Linked DNA regions of Homo sapiens: region 1 is linked to region 2. Evidence: read pairs that join two places in POLR2A ChIA-PET (ENCODE). Cell type or tissue: PC-9. All regions are shown on one strand. Links, peaks and the distances in the headings refer to the core of each region. The heading gives the core; the rest is flanking DNA. Region 1 overlaps FGD4 (FYVE, RhoGEF and PH domain containing 4). Region 2 overlaps FGD4 (FYVE, RhoGEF and PH domain containing 4).

Region 1 (2,819 bases), core at 227-2,726, 120 kb before region 2:
GGCTGGAGTTCAGTGGCTCAGTTTCGGCTCACTGCAACCTCTGCCTCCCAGGTTCAAGCGATTCTCCTGCCTCAGCCTCCCGAGTAGCTGGGATTACAGGCACCTGCCATCATTTTTGTATTTTTGTAGAGACGGGGTTTCACCATGTTGGCCAGGCTGGTCTTGAACTCCTGACCTCAGGTGATCCGCCCACCTCGGCCTCCCAAAGTGCTGGGATTATAAGCATGAGCCACCGCACCTGGCCTAAAAGTGCATTTTTTTAATGTAGCTTTCAAAAGTACATGTTTTATGTAACGAAGCATCCTCTAATTCTAGCTATTGAAGTTAGCCATATCACTGTTAATTGTTGCTTTGAGACAAAGTTACATCTTTAAAATTTTGTATCATGGGATGCAATGAAACATCCTTCTGTAAAGCAAAGGGATTGACTACCTGATAATATATTTACTTATTTATTTATTTATTTATTATTATTATTTTTTGAGACGGAGTCTTGCTCTGTCGCCAGGCTGGAGTGCAGTGGCGTGATCTTGGCTCACTGCGACCTCCGCCTTCTGGGTTCAAGCGATTCTTCTGCCTCAGCCTCCCGAGTAGCTAGGACTACAGGCATGCACCACCACGCCCAGCTAATTTTTGTATTTTTAGTAGAGATGGGGTTTCACCATGATAGCCAGGATGGTCTTGATCTCCTGACCTCGTGATCCGCCCGCCTCAGCCTCCCAAAGTGCTGGGATTACAGGCATGAACCACTGTGCCCGGCCTGATAATATATTTAAACCTGAATTGCACAACAAGCTGGGCCTTCCCCTTGATTTTCTAAGTTCCTCACAGACCCTGTCTGTTCCTAGCTCTTTTATGATGTTCTAAAACTTTGTCGCTGCTTATAAAATGGAGGAGAGACTTACTGGTAATTTGTTCTGTGTGAGTTTGCATTAGATGCTTCTAATTCATAGAAAAGTTGATTATCCTGTGATTGGAGAACGAAGACTCAGGTGAGCAGTAATAGTTTTAAATACAGTTTTTTACAGCTAGAATATTGAAAATAGTTTCTTTCTCCCTTCAAGTTGGATAAATTTTGTACACACGAAAAATAAGTTTGAATTTGTAGGCTAAATTCATTTCTTAGCTCCTTAGAAATGTTAGGCCTTTTCAAAGAGGAAAGCCTTAATTACACTGTATTCCTCAGGAAGGTTATTTCCTTCATGTAAATTATGACTTTTGTGATTCCAGTAGCTCTGTGATTTCTTCATGAATGTCATTAACTTAATTGCCTTCTCATTGCTTTATGCTAGAAAAATGGGAATGTGCTTTAAACTTTTGTAGATATTGACATTTAGAACATGGTTAACTTGTTAACAAGGTACACATTTATTCTGATGCAAAAATCTACACAATGTGTTGAGGCACCATATGATGTTTTGACCAGATTTTGTCAGTGTGCTATATATGAGTCAGAGGATTGAATAAGATGAAAAAAATCAAATATAGTGGTGAATGATACAAATTTCTTTTCTGAGAGGAGCAGCTTCGCTTCATTTCTTTTCTTTCCTTCTTTTCTTTTTTTTTTCTTTTCTTTTCTTTCTTTTTTTTGCCCAGGCTGGAGTGCAGTGGCACAGTCTTGGCTCACCGCTACCTCTGCCTCCCGGGTTCAAGTGATTCTCCTGTCTCAGCCTCCCGAGTAGCTGGGATTACAGGCATGCGCCACCACGCCTGGCTAATTTTGTATTTTTAATAGAGATGGAGTTTCTCCATGTTTGTCAGGCTGGTCTCGAACTCCCGACTTCAGGTGATCCGCCCACCTTGGCCTCCCAAAGTGCTGGGATTGATTACAGGTGTGAGCCACCGTGCCTGGCCACTTCATTTCTTTAAAGTGAAATGAAACTAGTTGAGAGATCTAGCTCAGGAGTTAGACAGGCCTGGGTTCAAATGCTGCCTCTGCTAATTCACAGATTTGGGTGAGTCAGTTTCTCTCAGGCTGTTTATTTATAAAATCAGGATAATCAAAGGTCTCATTTCAGAAGTTATGAAGGATTAAATAGAGTAATGCTCATAAAATGATATATTTACATATTCAGTACTCAATAAATGCTAGCTACAATTAAAAAAGTGTGTGTGTGTGTGTGTGTTTTAAATGACTAAGTTGGAATTGGCCTTTTTTTTGTGGTTTCCATCATTCGAACTTATTTTATTGATACTCATTAGCGAATATAATTTTGTTGATTTTTTTGGTGCATTATGACACTTTTTGTTAGTGATTACACAATGTTGATCATTTATTTATTTATTGTACTAAATACTGCAACCTCTGAATTGCCAATTTTTACATGGTATTTCTGGCAGTGATGGGTGGCCCCGCTTTCTGATTACATAAAATGGTCCATCTAGTCCATGGTTTTCATATTCCTTTGTAATTCTACTTACTGCTTTAAAATTCATTCAAATAAAAAGATCTAAGTTACTTGCAGTGAGTGAGTGCCCAAATGCAACAGCAAGGAGAGCTGAGAACATAACTAACCAATACTTTCGTGTTCAAAGAATAAATACTCTGAAACAGTGGGACAGAAGCTTGCTCCTTAGGGACTTTCTCAAAGTACCCTTGGTGGACATAAGGTTATCCTCACTCAACGGAAGGACATATCTGCTGTCGGGGGAGGACACAGAATGACGATTTCATTTACCTAGGATATTTTCCTTCTGTAAATGTCTGGAACAAGTTGTCACTGGACACCGTGATGTACAGTGTAGCCCTCCTATTAGAATAAATAAATTATGTGGTTGGACTGGAATGCTACAGGCACACTATGACTGGAAGTGGAAGG
Region 2 (2,819 bases), core at 127-2,626:
GTGGAATGGGCAACTTCTCAGGCCCATTTGTCACCACCAACAAAGCAGTAACACGAGGTGTTTTAATAAATCTGTTGCCCAGTCTCTTCCATATTGCTATGCTTAGCTGTAAAAGAAGGGACCAAGAAATGGGTGTTAAGCTGAATTGGAAACAATTTTCAGATAAAGCACAGCAGTCTGCGAACCTCCTCCAGCTCAAGATGGTGTCAACTAGAATTGCCTTTTGTAAGCAGGCAGAAAGAGACACATGTACTTGATTGTGGTTTCTCTTTACTCCCACTTTCCACTCTGGTCATCCCTGTAGACACAGAGTAATTTGTGTACTGTAAATAGCTAGATCTTTCTGTAATCTTTATTTGTTTCTTTGTTTGTTTTTTGAGATGGAGTCTCACACTGTCGCCCAGGCTGGAGTGCAGTGGCTCAATCTCGGCTCACTGCAACCTCCACCTCCTAGGTTCAAGCGATTCTCCTGCTTCAGCCTCCTGAGTAGCTGGGATTACAGGCGCCCGCCGCCATGCCCGACTAATTTTTGCATTTTTTTTTTTTTTTTTTTTTTTTTGTAGTAGAGACAATGTTTCACCATGTTGGCTAGGCTTCTCTCGAACTCCTGACCTCAGGTGATCCGCCTGCCTTGGCCTCTCAAAGTGCTGGGATTACAGGCGTGAACCACCACTCTCGGCTTTAACCAACATTCTTAGTTGAACACAGCAGAAAGGGAAACCTCCATTAGTACATGGAACTCGGGCAGTAGTGAGGGCAAATATGAGGGAGAGCTGCCTTCCTGTTGCAGTGGTAAGTTCAGTCTCTACCTAAGAAAACAGCATGCCAAGGTACAGCAGAGCACACTGGCCAGCTCCAATGCAAGAGTCATCATGGAGTGTACCTTTTTTTTTTTTGACAGAGTTTCGCTCTTGTTGCCTAGGCTGGAGTGCAATGGCGCGATCTTGGCTCACCGCAACCTCCACCTCCTGGGTTCAAGCGATTCTCCTACCTCAGCCTCTTGAGTAGCTGGGATTACAGGCATGCGCCACCACGCCTGGCTAATTTTTTTTTTTTTTTTTTTTTGTATTTTTAGTAGAGACAGGGTTTCTCCATGTTGGTCAGGCTGGTCTCAAACTCCCTACCTCAGGTGATCCACCCGCCTCGGCCTCCCAAAGTGCTGGGATTACAAGCATGAGCCACTGCACCTGGCCGGAGTATGCACTTTTAACATGTCTATGCAGGGACACATGTCCTCTAACAACAAATGGCCATCCCGAGAGTGGTGGAGCAGAGTGTTGGACCTCTGGAGCCCAAATTTTTATTGTAGCAATACACAGTCTTCTTATAACAGGCACTGTGGCCATGGGTCTTATCAGCTCCTATTCAAAATTGGAATTAGGACAAGTATAGCAGGTTGTGTTCTAACAGAATTCTAACTTTTAAGGTGCCACAGACAATAATATTCTTTAGAAATCTTAGTGTTATCCTTTTTATCCTTTCAGGGTAGCAAACAAAAGGCACTCAGTAAATAATTATGGAGTATAATTTGGGGAAAACAAAATATTTCTAGTCTGAAAATTATTGTTTTAAAAATTATTTTTGTCTTGAGAGGCTGTACATTTCTGTCAACTGCGTGGCCACATTGTTGATATGCTTAAGAAAGATAACAGTCAAAGTTGCCTTTTTACACTTTGTATTTGTGCTCATCCAACCATGAGACCTTTAAAAATATTGAATATCTGTAGTTATCTCCCTTCAAGTCTTATTTTGAGTTTATATTACCTTTGAACTCAAAAGATCTCAAGCCATTTGCTTTACCTGACAGTATGACATTCTTTAATTTTAGGTAGCATTGTATGATGAGTCTCAAATATTGGCAGCCTATAATGCATATAAGTTAGTGATCCTAGTAAATGTAAATAAAATAATAAACAGAAACATGCTGGGCATGGTGGCTTATGCCTGTAATTCCGTAACTTTGGGAGGCTGAGGCAGGAGGATTGCTTCACACCAGGAGTTAGAGACCAGCTTGGGCAACAGAAACCCCAATTTTTAAAAAATCAGCTGAACGTGGTGGTGCATGCCTGTAGTCACAGCTACTCAGGAGGCTGAGGTGGGAGGATCACTTGAGCTCAGATTGAGGCTGCAGTGAGTTGTGAGTGCACCTCAGTCTAGGTGGCAGAGTGAGGTCCTGTCTCAAAAACATAATGATAAATGAAAATAATAACAGAAACATTCAGTCAATAACTGGGATTTTTTTTTACTGTTACTATTTTTTATCAAGACAAACATCTGGAGAGTTCTACAATTCCAGATGCTTACCAATCTGCTTCTGGGTTGTGAAAAAATTATTTGGGTATGTATAGCTTTTAACTTTTTTTTTGTTTGTTTTAACTGAATATTGAGGATTTTGGTAGAATAACTTTGAATGTTTTGGATTTTAGATTTAAATGGAAATATCAAATTTTATATAGGTTGGGCTCTAGATATTTCCATATTGTCAGAATTTAGAAAACATCTTTTATGAAATAGAAACTAAGAATTTTGGCAAACAGAGAAAGTTGCCCAAGGTCTCCAGAATTCATTTGTTTGACAAATACATATTGAGCATCTACCCTGTGACAGGTGGTATTCCTGGGATTTGTCAGGAGCACAATTGCTGCCTTCCTGGAGCTTACATTCTAACCAGGGAAAACTGACAATAAACAATAAAAAAAGTAAGTAAATAATGTAGTTTGTTAGAAAGCCATAGGTGCTACAGAAAAAAATAAACTATAAAGTAGGGGTCGGACTAGCAATAAAACTAAATAGTGTGGTCAGGGTAGTCCATGTGGACA

The links. ChIA-PET counts read pairs that join two places held together with the same protein. Peaks named below come from ENCODE experiments on the same cell type or tissue, not always from the same donor. Only the 100,000 strongest peaks of a DNase experiment are listed, where the experiment ranks them.
Region 1: POLR2A ChIA-PET joins it to region 2 with 5 read pairs; 2 of 35 experiments call an interaction of 5 or more read pairs at or near these places.

Annotation. Positions count from the first base shown.
Region 1 is chr12:32,433,393-32,436,211 of GRCh38, forward strand. All of the region lies in intron 1 of FGD4 (FYVE, RhoGEF and PH domain containing 4), which reads left to right. Among named protein-coding and RNA genes, the nearest start is that of FGD4, 35 kb to the left of the region's middle. In PC-9, for the core only: no CTCF peak of the experiment used is centred there; no DNase peak of the experiment used is centred there; H3K27ac peaks cover 506 bases.
Region 2 is chr12:32,551,901-32,554,719 of GRCh38, forward strand. The region is part of intron 1 of FGD4 (FYVE, RhoGEF and PH domain containing 4); the gene reads left to right. Among named protein-coding and RNA genes, the nearest start is that of DNM1L, 130 kb to the right of the region's middle. In PC-9, for the core only: no CTCF peak of the experiment used is centred there; no DNase peak of the experiment used is centred there.